2 separate regions of the Homo sapiens genome follow, and region 1 is linked to region 2. The links are chromatin loops, found by intact Hi-C in ENCODE. Cell type or tissue: mammary epithelial cell. All regions are shown on one strand.

What was found. Hi-C counts contacts between places; a loop is a spot of excess contacts. Peaks named below come from ENCODE experiments on the same cell type or tissue, not always from the same donor. Only the 100,000 strongest peaks of a DNase experiment are listed, where the experiment ranks them.
Region 1: a loop joins it to region 2, with 3 times the contacts of the local background. A loop is called at or near these places in 2 of 110 quality-filtered maps.

Annotation. Positions count from the first base shown.
Region 1 is chr20:12,205,027-12,213,026 of GRCh38, reverse strand. No RefSeq gene overlaps it. Among named protein-coding and RNA genes, the nearest start is that of BTBD3-AS1, 290 kb to the right of the region's middle. In mammary epithelial cell, a CTCF peak has its summit at 4,991; no DNase peak of the experiment used is centred here; H3K27me3 peaks cover 197 bases.
Region 2 is chr20:11,885,892-11,893,891 of GRCh38, reverse strand. It overlaps a transcript of BTBD3 not described here. Among named protein-coding and RNA genes, the nearest start is that of LINC00687, 19 kb to the right of the region's middle. RefSeq lists a silencer at 2,950-3,149. In mammary epithelial cell, no CTCF peak of the experiment used is centred here; DNase peaks (open chromatin) are centred at 1,461, 2,211 and 3,091; H3K4me3 peaks cover 2,788 bases; H3K27ac peaks cover 2,679 bases.

The DNA.
Region 1 (8,000 bases), 320 kb before region 2:
TGTATCTGCCTGTCTGTTTCTTCAATTTTTAGGGCAGCAGTTTGTCCTGTGACCTCAATTCTCCGATAGCTAAGAAGAGTTGTTGATTTTCAGTTTCCAGTTTTTTACTTGTTAGGATGGAGTGACAGCTTCCAAGCTTCTTACCTGATGGACAGAAACCAAGATGCACTTTCTTTCTTTCCTTCTTTTTTTAATGAGTTTTATGTTTCTATTATAAGGTAAATGGACTGTGTTGCTTTCTGCCCTGCCCCTTTATTTTTCTTTTCCCACTCTGGACGTTCTGAGCTAAAACCCTCTCTACTATTCTGAATAAGAGTGGCTTCTTTTACTAATGTCTTCTTCCCTGTGGTTATTAACTTTCTCCACCCCAAGTGCATTGGGCCTAAAACTCATTACCTCTCAAATGTTCTCTTTACCCCACTTACAAAAGAAGCTGCTACAGCGACTTAGAGTCATTATGAATTCTTTCTTCATACAGTGATACATCACTTCATATCAAAGACTTATTAGGCGTATGCTGCAATTTCAGGTCAACAAAAAACAAAAACAGTGAGGAAATTGCCATGGCCATTTGAACTTTGATATCTGCTATTTATTTATTTGTATGTCCCCTGCTGGTCCAGTTCTCACAGTACAGTTTCCATATTCAAATTTTTATGACTTTGAAATAAAAAAGATATTGATTGGCTTGCCACACAAGGTGCAAGATGTTCCATTTGGTTATTTCTGGACAGCCAGGAGCAATGTCAATCTGTTCACTCTCTTCCTCCAAACCCTATTCTTCCCAAGTAAGGCTCTGTTGAAGAATCTTCTCTGTTAATTTACTGGAAGAAGGAATAAAACTCAGCTAGAGGTGATAGGTAATAGCAGATTGCTAAGCCTTCATTATCTGTAATTTCATAGCTTTGTACTGGATATTACTAGTAGTGTGAAACACCAAGAATCAGTCTGACTGTTTTTTGGGTTTTTTTTTTCTGTATCAATTTTCCCTACAATTGGCTTTTACATCAACTCATGAATAGTTAAAATATATTTGCCTCCTGCTTCCTCCTGGACATTTTTACAGACTTGCTGGCTTTAAGCAGTCACATTACAGCAAACCCAGTGTTGCCTTGCGAGGCCAGGGAACAAGCTCTCCTAGTTAATCACGTTGCCTGATTAATAGAGACTCACAGATTTTCAAATAATTAGGAAATACATCTAACAAACGTTCTGTGTTTAACAGAATCTAATTTTCTTTGATGACGCAGAGAGCATTTTTACATCTTGTGCTACTTAATCATCATTGCTAGGAAAATCAATTGCTAGCTAAGCAAGATTTCTAATTGATACATGCCGATAAAACAGCTTTTAGAAGTCAACACACCAAGCTCTGTTCTTTTCAGGAGTCTCTTATGTTCTCTACAGTTTGAACCACAGCTGCATGTGGTCCTCTGTGATATCCCAGGTGACGGCGTTATCTAGGGGAACTCATTTGTATCCAGTGTGCATCTGTGTTTTCATCTTCTTCCTGTTTCCCTTTGCTTGTTCAGCAAACATTTCCTGACTATCAGCTCTGTGTCTGGCACTCTCCTGGACCATGGGGGCACATGATTCCTGCTCTCATGGCGCTTAGATGCTAGGGAGGACAGACAGAAAAGTATTCATTCACCAAATGCACATGCCACAGAGCTATGAAGAAAATAAAACCAGGCCACTTGAGAGAGAGTGACCACGGATGGGGGGCTCTCTGTAAAGGTGGCATCTGAGTAGAGGAATGGAGGGTTGATGGAACATGGCATTTGATTATCTGAAAGAAGAACATGCTGAGGACAGAGGAGATAGCAAGGGCAAAGGTGCTAAGAAATAAGGTTAGGATATGCTGGCAACAGATATGGTGGAGGTGATTGCAGAGTTCGGTGGGCAAGTAGGAAGCTGAGTTTAGAGACAAAGACAAGCATCAAATCAGGCAGTGCTTTTCCATCACTCATGTTTGGTTCTCTTAGTCTTGTCTCATGTTTATAAGCATCTCATACTACAGACACAGCCAGATCCTACCCACACCTTGACAAGGTGGCAGATCTGGGCTTTCTCTAAAGACTGACTTAGAAGACAAACCTGGAAACCAATAAGGGCTTGCCTCCCAAGTCGACTAAGTTGGCAACCTCAGATATAAAGAACCTAAAGCCACCTTTGTCAAGATGCCAAAAATGTCACAGTTATAAGCCAGTGATTGCCCATAAAAATGCTTCAGTATATCACATGTTACTGTGTGTGTTGCCTAATTGAAGGCAATATCCATTTGCTAATCCAGAAAACACAGTCAAATGTTCTCAACCAGCACGTTTCAGGAAGGGCTTTACTCTAGACATGGCTACTTCAAGCCAGCCCCTTATTTCTATCGGTGATTAACAGAAATATGGTAGCACATTCAATGTCAAAAATGGGTTTGTATTGCTGAAACTATGTCTTAAAAATAATGGATATTATAAGTGTGCTCTTACTGGCCAAGTTAAAGGTACTCAGGATATGTGGAGTCATTCTTGGGACTCTTGTTTCTCTACATATCTACTCTAATCATAGAGGCTTTATCAAGTCATTAGAACAACCTTTTTCCCTTTTCCATGGCAAACCTTGTCAGTTTGATGTCTTCCGGGACAAAGGTTGGCAAACTCCTGCCCATGATCAAAATCAAAATGCAGTCTGTTCTTAGTTCTTTTATAGCCCAGGAGCTCAGAATACTTTATATATCTCTTAAAGATATATATATCTTAAAGATATCTTAAAGATATATATATATCTTAAAAGTTTATATAAAACAAACAAAAAAAAATGTGACAGAGACTCTATATGGCCCACAAAGTTTAAAATATTTATATTCTGGATCTTTGCAGAAGAAAAAAATACTTTGTAGACTCCTACAGAAGGCAAAGAAAGGGGTATTTAAGAATTGCTATGCAAAGGAGCACCAATTTAAGAGTGCAGTCTACTCGCACCACCCTCCTAACTCTCAATACCCCTGACCCTGCCCTACTTTGATTTCCTTGGAACTTTCCATCTTGTAATACACAATAAGATTTAAGTATTATGTTTATTGTCTTCTCTATGTCTCCCCTTCTAATTCGAAGAATGTAAACTCCAAGACGACAAGAATTTTTATCTGTTATCTTCTCTAAAGCAAGTTTCAGGAACAATGCCTGGCACACATTACAAGCTCATAAGAATGTTTTAACTAAAAAAATAAGTGGATATGTTCATAAAATATTTTTGAGGTGGCATTCTTACTCCAGGTAGAACCATTAATTCTAAGAGGCTGTCAGTTTGGCATGTCTCTAATCCTACCAAACTGTCTGAGGGTTCTTGGAAAATACTTGTTGCTGATTATCCTCAGACTGTTTAGAAAACAAATGTCAAAAAATGGTACAGACATATCAAGTTTTTTCTCTATAAAGATGGTTCAACTCAATATAAAACATCATTTCGATCTCATATACTTTTGAAAGATTATCTCATCAGTAGCTCTTTTTGCATGATCAATGTTACGAAGAGCAGCCTTTGCAGAAGCAAAATTGAAAGTGTGACATCTCCCAACTGCACTCCACTAGCAGTTACAATCTCCTCTATGAGGTCTGAAATCCCTTTGACAGGTAAATAGGCTGTTTTACTCTTGCAGCGAAATAATATCTAAATGCAAGAGCCTAGGCAGGAGAGAGCACTGGCTTACATTCTTAACAAATGTGAAATCTTCCTGAGGGTAGACTTGAGCAAAGATAAATGTGAGCAGGTGTACACAGAGAAATATGAGCCAGAGAGAGGAGATCTAGAAGTCTAGAGGCTGGACAGGATTGAGTATAGAAAATTCAGACTTATCTACCAATTTAGGGACAATTCAAAGACAAATTTTTAATAAGACTTAAAATTTTGCTGTTTAAATTTTCAGTTACTACCTTTTTCCAAACGGACTTGCAAAATGGAAGATGCATTTTACAACAGATAATATATCTTTTGTTTCAAAATTTGCATTTCTCCTTTGAGTATTAAGGTACGAGGATCAAAAATATCCTCTTTAACTTGCCTTAGCAAGAATGCATTATGTAACACACACTTTGGCCCTCTAACTTTTCCATCCGAAGTTTTCCTTCATTTTTGCTTATCTGTTGACCATAAGCTGTCTGATCATATTAAATAAGACAAAATGTACCTCTCGTATTTCATTATTTTCCTCCAACTTTAAAAAAAAATCTGAAAACACATTGTTTTCCTTCCACTTTTTTAAAAATTCTGCATCTTAGCCTAATGGAAAATCTGTTTTCCATAAGGTGATTCCATCTATTCCTTGAAGTGGTTGCAACCATCTTAGCCTATGAGCCTGAACTAGTGACAACATACTAAATCACACATAACTTTTCTTCCTTGCATTAAAGATGTATTACCTGTAACAAGTCAGTGGTCTCTAAGAACTTTACTTTAAAAATATAATATACACTCTGATCTTACCTTTAGTTAAAATTTTGAAATTCTATAATGAATTCTGTGCATTTACTTTGATTTCTAAAAATATTGCATAAAAGAGCATCCAGACAAGTCTGCAAGATGGCAGACTAGGAAGCTACTGGCCCTTCTTCCCCCACAGAGACACCAAGTTAATGACAATATATGTACCAAAATACCTCTGAAAACTCTAGAGACCAGGTAGGAGGCTGCAGCACCCAGGCCATATAGAATCAAGATGAAATTCCAGAGAAATCTGTAGTAAAAATCAGGGCATTTGGCATACCTATTGATTCCTCTTCTCTTATGCAGCATACCATAAACCAAGTGGGAGGAAACCTATCTTACAGGGCTCCTCTTTCCAAATGCAAACAAAAGGGTGGACCATGTATTGTCTTGCCCAGGAGCAGCCTGGGGGACTGGTTTCTATCTGGCTTGACTCAGAGCACTGAGGCATCAGGTGCCAGAATTTGGAAGTAGCTGAAATCAGGGTACACAGCATGCTAGAGGTGCAGTTCCAAAGGGAGACACAAGGGGGATGAAAAGATTTGAAACCATTTGAGAGGGTCTAGAACTCCCAGCCAGGCTGACTGGTGAAACCCCTCGTCTGTGCAAAGCCAGTATACAGGTCAGGGGAAGAATTAATCAACAACAAAGCAGAAAAACATGGCCCATGTTTTATAAAGTAAATAAAACGTGGCGCAATCAAAAGACAGAAATTGACCCTAAAGAAATGCAGATCTATGAACTGCTTTACAAAGCATTTAAAACTGCTGTCATAAAAATGCTTAATGAGTAAAAGAGAACACAAATGTAAACAAAATTAAGCAAAATTTTATTTACACAAAGTAAACAAAATTAGAAAAATGGGATAAAAATATCCACGGAGATGGAAACTATGAAAAAAATTAACAGAAATTCTAAGCTGAAAAATACAACAACTGAACTGAAAATGTATTTGTAGCATTCAAAAGCAGACTTGATTAGGCAGAAGAAAGAATCAGGCATATTGAAGAAACTTCATTTAAAATCATTGAGTCAGCGGAGCAAAAAGTATATATAAAAATAATAAAGAAAAGTGAAAAAACGTCTAAGAGATTTATGGGTCTCTATTAAGCAACCAATATGTGTATTATGGAAAATCCAGAAAGAAAAGAGAGATTAAGGGGCATACAACTTATTTGAAGAAATAATGGTTGTAAACTTCCCAAATCTGAGGAAAGAAATTGGTATAGTGATTGAAGAAGTTCAAAGGGCTCCATATAGGATAAATCCAAAGGGAACCACACTGAGGCATATTATAATCAAATTATCTAAAATAAAAAACAAAGAAAGAATTTCAAAAGCAGTAACAGTAAAGGTACTTGTTATGTAGAATGGAGTTTCCATAACATTATCAACGTATTATTCAGCAGAAATTTTGTAGGCTAAAAGGAGTGGGAGAATATATTCAAAGCCCTAAAAGAAAAAAAAAAAACAAAAACTGTCTACCAAGAATATTGTGTCCGGCAAAAGTGTCCTCTAAAAATGAAGAAGAAATTAAGATGTATTCAGATAAATGAAAGCTGAGAGAGTTCATTACCACTAAACATGCTCTAGAAGAAATGCTAAAGGAAAACCTTCAACTTAGAATGAAAGAACCATAGATAGTAATACAAAGGCTTAGAAAATATAAGGTTCTTTAGTAAAGGTAAATACATGAACAAATATACTAACCTATTTTATTGTAAATTTGATGCATATAATTTAAATGACAAAAACATTTTTAAAATACTATATATATGCCAATGACTAAACAATATATCAAGATGTAGGTTGTGAGATCAATAACGTAAAGTGAAGAGGAGACCTGCAAAAGAATAGAGTTTTAATATGAACTTGAAATTGTTATTACCAGTTTAAAATAGAATGCTGTGACTTTAAAATTTTAAACAACTTAATAAATTTGAGAAGACTCAAATTACTAAAAGAGAAATAAAACAGGGAACATTATGGCTAATACCACAGAAATAAAAAATTAAAAGAGAACACTATGGACAAGTATGTGCTGACACATTGGATAACCTAAAAGAAATGCATAAATTCTTAGAAATACACTGCCTACCAAAGACTAAATCACAAAGAAATAGAAAAATCTGAAGAGACCTATCATTAGTAAGGGTATTGGATCAGTAATCAGAACTTCCCAACAAAGAAATGCTCAGGATCAGATGGCTTCACTGAATAATTCCATTAAACATTTAAAGAATCACTAACACCAGTCCTCCCGAAACTCTTCCAAAGGTTTAAAATGAGAAAATACTTCCAAGCTAACTACATGAGGCTAGTATTACTCTGATGTCAAATCCAAAGACACCACAATACAACAAGAGACCAATACTCCCAACGAATGTTGATGCAAACATCTTTAACAAAAGATGTTTAACAAAATATTAGCAAACCAAATTGAACAGCCCGTTAAAAAGACTGTACATATGACCAGTAAGACTTATTTAAGGAATGTAAGATGGTTCGACATACAAAAATCAACCAACATAATACACGACATTAACAAAGTGAAGGATAAAAGTCACATGAACGTTACAATTAATACAGAAAAACATTTGACGTAATTTAGCACCCTCTCATGATAAAAATAGGAAAGGAAGAAGTAAAACTATCTCTGTTTGCAGATGATGTGGTCTTGTATGTAAAAACACTCAAAAAAGTGTCAGAACTAATGAATTCAGTAAAGTTGCAGAATACAAAATCAGTACATAGAAATGAGTTGTATTTCTATACACTAGCAATAAATAATCTAAAAAGAAATAAAGAAAATAATCCCGTTACAATAACAACAACAAATGAAATATTTAGAAAACTATGGAAGTGAAAGACTTGCATACTGAAAACTACAAAACTTGCTGACAAAAATTAAAACAGACACAAATAATTGTAAAGTCATAGTATGTTCATGGGTTGGAAAACAATACTGTTAAGATGTTCATACGACCCAAAGCAATCTACAGATACAATGAATCTTTATCAAAACCCCACAAGCATTTTTTACAGAAATATATAAATTCTTCCTAAAATTCATATAAAATCTGAAGGGATACTGTGTACTCAAAACAATTTTGAAAAAAGCTGGAGGCCTCACATTTCCTGATTTCAAAATATATTATGAAGCTATGGTAATCAAAGCAGTGTGGTACTGGCATAAAGACAAATAGATCAATGGAATACAATACAGAGCCAAAAAGTAAACCACCGTGTATTTTTGACAAACAGACCGAGACTACTTAATGTACAATGAACACAAATAGTATTGGGAAAACTGGATATCCACATGCAAAAGAACAAAGTTGGATTTTTATTTTACAACATATATAGAAATTAACTCAAAATGTATTAAAGACCTAAAACTATAAAACTCCTAGAAAAAAATAGGCAAAAATCTTCACGGCATTGTACTTAGCAGTGACTTTTATGACACCAAAAGCACAGACAACAAAAGCAAAAATAGACAAATGGAGCTATATCAAACTTAA
Region 2 (8,000 bases):
ATAAAAGTGCAATATTTAAAACTACAGATAAAATTAAAGGCCAATTTTGTTCAAAAGTATGTCTATGCAGACAAACAGAGTAAAATGGAAGCACATCATCTAATTACCAGTTGTTTCTTTTTAGATGATATGACGGTGATTTTTACTTTCTTAATTTTTTTCAGTGATTCCCAAAATGTCTCCCAACAGGAAATATTTTTTTATTTAATTTTTTAAAAGAAACAAAGCAACAACAAATTCTCAACTGTATTTGCTTAATTTGAATAAACAAAGGACATGTCGATAAATGTACATTAATGCACACCTTCAAGGAATTTGAGACTGGACAACTATGCTGAAAGAGATACTAAATTGAAAAGGCTTAAAGGTAATTTTTAAATGTGTGATGAAAGAAGGGAAGATTAAGTGAAAGATTATTATTTTAGCAGCCCAGCATCACTGCTGGAACTACAAGGTCCATCACATGATAGGGGTTTCCACCAGTATTCCTTTCTCACAGTAAATGGGAAAAATTCACCTTACAGGATTTGCTTGATAGCTCAGTTAACAGAAATTTAAACAGCACATAAAATAGATTTTAGTAAGAGAAAACCATTTCAACTCCCAACACAAACTCAAAAATCACTGGAATCCTAAAGGTATTTTGGAATTGACTAAAGTCTGATAACTTACAAAGTTTAAAATATTTTTTAAAAAACACAATTAAAAACAAGTATGTTAAATGACCTATTTCTGTACTATTTTGTTCAGAAGAGTTTTAACAGTTCCTTGCAAGGCAAAATGGAATTAGATGTCTATAGCATACCTGTTTTGAGCATTAAAAAAAAAAATGAACATTTTTTCAAATTGATCTTTGGATGCATGTGTTTGGGCAGGGAAGTAGGAGAATGTGTAGACTAATTGTGCCTTTCCTTTGTTAAAGTATAACATTACAAGCAGTTTAACATTTTGTAAAGAATGTTGGCAGAGTACTTTCTAGGAACAAAACAACTTAAAAGCTAAGCATGGCATTTTTGCCACAAATTATCAAAAGTTTTTCCGCACAGATGTGGAGTTATATTTTTTTTAAATTTTTAAATATAAGATATAACTTAGGGCTTTAGAGAAATAGTGCATACAATTCTTAGGCATGTGCACCTCCAAGAAAACATGCTAAAAAAGGAAAAGAAAACATTGTTTCCACTTCATTTTGGAAGTTTGTTAAACAAGTTATCAGTGCAAGGATTGGGAAAGAATGAGAAATCAAGAAAGAACATGGCTGCTAGTAATTATCATCCCATACAACGGCGTTAATAATCTGTAAGTATCTCAGAAAGAACATCTTGGAACTGCATAAGCTCACCCTTACCTGCTGAGGCCAAGAAATGAAAAAGGGTGATTCAAAAATTCTTCCGAAAAGGAAGAGTCCTGTTCAGAAACCCAAGGGTAAGAGGACCCGCCCACTTCCCCTGGAGGACTCGTTGCTATGGGAACCCGCAGTAACCCTTTAAAGCCAGTAACCTGTGGGGGAGGAAGATCCTCCCTCAGGTTAAAGTTAAAACAGGGGATCTGGCAGAGGGTTGAGTAGGGGACTGAGGTAGGGTTAAAAGAAGGGGAAAGCCCTTGGCTGGGCAGGGAGTCAGTGAAAGCGGGCTTAGTAACCTCAACAGAAATTCAAAACAACACTTAGAACAATTGTTTTGAGTGCTAGAGTCACATTATAGTTCACAAAGTTTGAACCGTTAGAGACGCTTCCCTCCCTCCCTGGTGGGAAACAAACCGCTCTTTGTGAGTTCCTGTCTAGGAAAATGAATTTGAGTTTCATCTCACCAATTACAAACTGAATGCTACTACTATGTGAAACTAAAGCCTTGACTTTCTTATATTAAACCAGTGTTTCCAAACTCGGCTGCGCGATCACCTGGGGATCTTTAAAAAATACACTGTGTTAATTGGTCTGGTGTGCGATTGGGCTTTAAGAGTTTTAAAACTCCCCAGCGACTCCTCTGTGCAGCCAAGTTTGGGGAAACTGTATTACAGGATTTGGCGAGGTGGCGGGGAATATTTAAAAAAGAAAAAGCACCGTGATCTCCCTTGGTCTTTTGAGGACTAATAATAGAATTAGCTCGCTTTCACCAGGCACACACAGGACAATGGGTTGCTTGATAAATAGGGATCCCCAGCAGGCCCGAACAATACTTTCTTTGAAAAGGCCAGGAGGTAAAAGCCTTTTCTTCCCAAGAGAGCAAACATCCTTCTTCCCGAACACCAAACTTGTACGTCTATTTTTAGAGCAAACGGGCCACAAATGCCACTCAGAACTCGGAGGACTAGTCCAGCCTCAGGAGGAAGCCGCCCCCGCCATCGCCCGCCGCCACTCGCTGGGTTCCCGCGGCGCCTGAGGCCGCGCAAACCCGGAGCGTCGGTCCCCGGAGTCCCCGCCGGCAGCGCCTCAGGAAAGTTACTTAGGGGAAGTTTGCTCCGCTTCCCACCGCGCGCCTCCCCGGGAGAGGGGCGCGGCCCCCGCCACCTGCTAGGCGCCGAGGCTTCCCGACCGCGCCCCCTGCCTGGACCTCCGCCACCTCCGGGGTCGCGCACCCCGCGGGCGTCCGCACGGCCAGGCGGGCTCGTGCGCCCCTCCCCGCGGTCTTTCGGCTGAGGCGGCCCTGCCCCTCCGCCCCCGGCACCAGGACCTCCGCGCGGGCCCGACGCGCCCCACTGGGACCCCCCCCCCCTCGGAAAGCCAGCCCGCGCGGCCAGCGCCTCTCGAGCCCGGGGGACGGATATGGGATCCTCTGGTCCCGTGGGTCCGAGGCCGACCTGCGGCCACCAGCCCGGCCTCTCCTCGCTTCGCTCGGCCCCTCCGGCCGGCCGCAGGGCGCGCGCCCCTGCCCGGGCGGTCCCGCGCTGCGCACGCGCGGAGGCGCCGACCCGCTCGCCCGCGGCGCCCTCACTCACCGCCAGCGCTCCTCCTCGCCTCGGGCGACGCAGCCGTCCGCCGCCTTGCCCTGTGCCCGCTCCTCAGGCCCCGGCCGGGGCACTCGGAGATCCAGCGCCCGGCGGGCTCGGCGGGCACCCGCACGCAGGGCACGCTCTGCGGGAGCGAGCGCGCGTGCCCGGTCACCGGGAGGGAGCGGAGCGGCATGGGAGGTGCTCCCGGAGGCGGCCTTGGATACGGGGCATGCGCAATGTCTGCCCTGTCCTCAAGCAGGAGTGAGGGGTGGGCGGGAACCCGGGCTTGGAGAAGGCGGGGAGGGTGGAGGAGAGCCAGCACTCCCGCATCTCTGAGAGGCCACTTCGTCCTTGTCCCACGAACTGCAGTTTTTCTCTCTGGGTCATTCATCAATGAATGTATTAAGCATTTATTGAACACTTGCACTGGCAGAGTGGATGTGCGGGATACAGGGCATCCTCCGGTAATAGAGGGCCGATTGCATTTGGCTTTGGGGCTCCTTTTTAGGCACTGATGCCAGCCCTCTCTCTAACAGATAAGGAGGGTGCATAAATAGAGGTCTCGTAATACCTAACGACTACACTCTTCAGTGATCTGGGGAAGGAGAGTAGCTGCTGGTTGGGTTGATCATGGAAACTTCGTTGAGAAGCGAAAAAGAGGAAAGGTGAACACGAAGGCATAAGTGGCAAAAAAAAAAAAAAAAATCAAACAGCATATGAATCCATGCATCCTGTCGGGGACAAGTTTAATCTGAGTGTATTGTTCTTAGTGAAAGATGAAAACGGCGGCCGGAAAGGTAGTTGAAGCTCATCTGGAAATAATCTTTAATGCTTAGCACGACTTCAGCTTTATTCCGTGGATAATTGAGAGGCACGGAAGAAGGGGAGAAGGGGAGCCCGGTGGTGGCTTGATAAAATGCAGAATTTAGGAATATAAAGTGAAAACTAGAGACATGAAATGCTGTAATATATGTTCTAGGTAAGAAGTAGTAGGGTCCTAAGTTCAAGGGTTGGTATCAGGAATGGAAAGGATCAAAAAGTTTCCAGAGACTGTGAAGGACAGAATGACTCCCTTACTTATGTCACTGCCTCTTGGGTAGAGAGATGTTTATCATGACAGGCGCCTACTTCATTAGATCAGATCATCATCCTTGGCAAAATGTATATCGGTGGATAAATTAGACCTATACAATACTGTTAGGACAAGTGGATGCTTCTTTTAGCAAGAGTTTGGCCCTGGGAGAACGTATTTCTGCTCAGATGAAAAACCATTAATTTGAGAGACAGCATACATAGTGAAAGACACCTGGGCTTTGGACAACAAAAGTCCCTTTGATAAAGTCCAAATACCTCATAATACACTATATTGTCTAAATTACTTACTATCTGTGAGCCTTACTGTGTTCATCTGTAACATGGGATCATAATATTTACCTTGTATAATGGTAAGTTTTATGTGTCAACTTGGCTAGGTCATGGTATCCAGATATTTGGACAAACATTAGATGTTTCAGTGAAGGTATTTTTTAGATGAGATTAACAATGAAATCAGTAGACTTTGAGGAAAGCTGATTACTCTTAATAATGTGTATGATTTTCATCCAATCAGCTGAAGACCTTAGTAGAAAAATGCTGACTTCCCCTAAGCAAGAAGGAATTCTGGCAGCAAACAGCCATTGACTTGCAGCCTTTTCCCTAGACCTGCAGCCCGCCTACCTACTCTGAAGATTTTGGAGTTGCCAAGCCTCCACAACCATATAAGCCAATACCTTTCTCTCTCTTTCTCTCTTTTCTCTCTCTTAAACTGCAAAAAGCAAACAAACAAACAAACAAACAGACAGCAGGTTCAAAATGGAGTCACTCATACTAGTGTCACATAACCAAACCAAAACTTGCGTTATTTACTTGCAAGATTTGACCTTGTGAGAAATCAGAAGAGAGATAACAGTGGAATCCAACTAGGCCAACAAGATTTTGCTTACATCTGTAGAAGAAAAGTAACCTTGAAATGACCAACCCTCTATTTGTTCTTTATTTCTGCTTTTCTCTTCTTTTTTCTGCCCATAAAACTCACCCACTCTGTTTAGCTCATCAGAGTTTCTTTCTACTTTGTAGACTGGATGCTGCCCAGTTCATGAATCGCTAATAAAAGCCAATCAGATATTTGAAACTCAATTTGGTGAAATTTTTTTAATTGACATATATTTAAAATAGATATATAGATATATATCCATCCTGTTGGCTCTGTTTCTCTGGAGAACTCTGACTAATACACCTTGAAAGGTTATGAAGATTATGTAAATTAATTCTCATCTGAAAAACAAGCATTATAATCTTTAATTTGTGAGGCTGTAAAAAATTAAACACAAGTGCATAAAGCACCCAGTTTATAGCAGAGTCTGAGTAAATGATAACTACTATTACTTGTGAATGAACACAGAAGGGAAAAACCAGACAAAGAGATAGGATAGATATTAGCACTTTGAAAGCCTTTTCTCAGTTCACTGGGTAATAAATATGTAAAAAACAGATTTAAGAGGTAAAAGAAAATTTTGGTGTCCCTAGCTCTGACACACTAAAAATGTGATAAATATTGCAATTACTTGCAAATAAATTCCTTAAGAGCCATTAACTAAAGATAGACTCTAGCTGTACTCTCAAACACTAAACATGCAAAGCAGAGATATGAATTCATATCTGAACAGTTTACTCCAATTTAAGTTCCAGTCGAATTCACTCTGCTTGCTACTAGGAAGGAGAAACCTGGAAAGAGCTTATTTTTGAAATAATTCCCAATAGCACAGAGTAGGTGCATGCTAGAGCACTCAATCAATGTGTTTGTTGAATAGGCTTCTGGGTGAGCTTATTGTTTTGGGGAGTATGCAAAAGTGGTTAAAATATTCCATTTATTCTACAAATATTACTATTTGTTATGTACTAGGCAGCATCCTGCCCTCAGAGAATTTATCAAATAGAACAGAAAAATGCATAACTATAACTGTAATTTAAGGCAGACTGTGACAAGTGCCTTAAGGGGAACATAAATGGTTGGGCCAATTGTACCTTGCTCAGGTAGTTAATGCTGAGGGCTCACTTTCCTAATCATGTCTCCATAGTGGTTCCCAGCTTTTCATATTTTCTTACGGTGAAAGCCAATGAAATACATGAGCATCTTATAAATATGTTTTGAGCAAAGTTGGTAAATATCAAGTCAACATTCTCATTCCCCTCTTTTGCTTCTGAGTTCACTTTCATGGAATACAGTAAGAGAGGGTGAAGCAGGAGAAGCACAATCCATTCAAATGTAACAGTTTCTCCTTTTCTTCCTCATTATTTGTCTCGGCTGTTTCATTTAAGGCAGATTTGACTTTAGAGTGAAAAACAAAAAATAACAGGTAATTTTTCTGACTTAAGATTTATGACCAAATACATAAAAACTAACATGAAAATAACAAAAGGTGGGGTTTAGATTTATGAAAGGGTGATGAATGATTGAGTTGGAAACCATTAACTAGGTGGACAAAGATGACGATCATGTTTGTCCCATGACCAGCGTTGTCACAAGGTGACTCCTTTTTCCTTTTGGCTAAGAACGAAATATTCCACCATGCATAAGTACAAACAAACTCCAGGAGTGGCAAAAACAAATGATTTGGGGAAAATACACATTTTAGTATATTTTAAATAATGAGGATGGTATTTTATTATGAGATTTGTGAATATATTAAAGTTTTGCCACAATGACTGGGAAATAAATGTATCTGGAATTAAAGGAAGCTAGGAATTAAAGGAACTGGAATTAAAGTATTTGTATGTACTACAAATACAATGTTTTAGAAATTGAAAGAAATGGCCTCAAGCCGTGGATGATAATTATCATCTGATGTTCCATGAAAGAGTCATATAAGCAAAGTGACCCCCAAATTCTAAAGGAGCCAAGAAGCCAAAGAGGAGGCAGACAAATTTAGTTTGTCGGTGTTGGTGGATTTATTCTGGGACTTAGAGACAGAAGAATGTCCTTGGATAGCCACAAGACAAGTAGATCTCTGCACCTGTTACTCCCCATACCCAAGGCTTATCTACTATAGGGAAAATGTATACGTATTCCAGCAAGACAATGAAAGGCAACTCTCCAAAACAAGAAAGAATGCTATGTGTGTCACAACCTATAATTTTTATGATAACATCAAGGTTGCTTTGCTCTAAAAGCAGGAGCACAGTTTCTTACACTAGGGACAGTAAATAAAGTAGCAATCAGGTGGTATTCATGGGACTAGGGCTGATCAGAAATTAACACTGCAGATTAGCATCCAAGATGGAGCCACTTTTGTCTCCATATCTGATGAATAATAGGATGATACTAGGAGATGGGAAATAAGTTAAAATGTATCCTGGGCCAGAGTTTTAAAAATATATATATAAACCTGGCATGGTGCCTTGCAAATATAATCAATGTGCTAGCTCTAAATGGTTTAAAATTAGACTAAAAACAGAATTAGCTATACATTATTCATATGCAGCATTCTCCCTTTCATGGTCTTTCTTTTTACTTATGCTATTCAAAAAAATTCAACAACATCAGTATCACAGGTAATGTAGGGGTTTCTTACTGCAAATGGTCCCCAACTTTTAATGATTAGATTTACAATTTTTTGACTTTATGATGGTGTGAGTTCAGTAGAAACTGTAATTTGAATTTTTTATTTTGATCTGTTCCCAGGCTAGCAATATTTGGTTCGATATTCTCTCACTATGCTGAGAAGTCAGCCACAGCTCCCAGTGAGCTACTTGATCACAAGGGTAACAACTGATACTCTACAGTGTGCTACATTTGACAAATTATGTGATATATTAAACACTTTATTATAAAATAGTATTTGTGTTAGATGACTTTGCCCAACCCGAAGCTAATGGAAGTGTTACGAACACGTTTAAGATAGGCTAAGCTAAGCTACTATGTTTGATAGATTAGGTATATTAAATGCATTTTCCACTTATTATGTTTTCAACTTACGATGGGTTTATTGGGCTGTTACTCCATTGTAAGTTGAGGAGCATCTGTGGAAGAA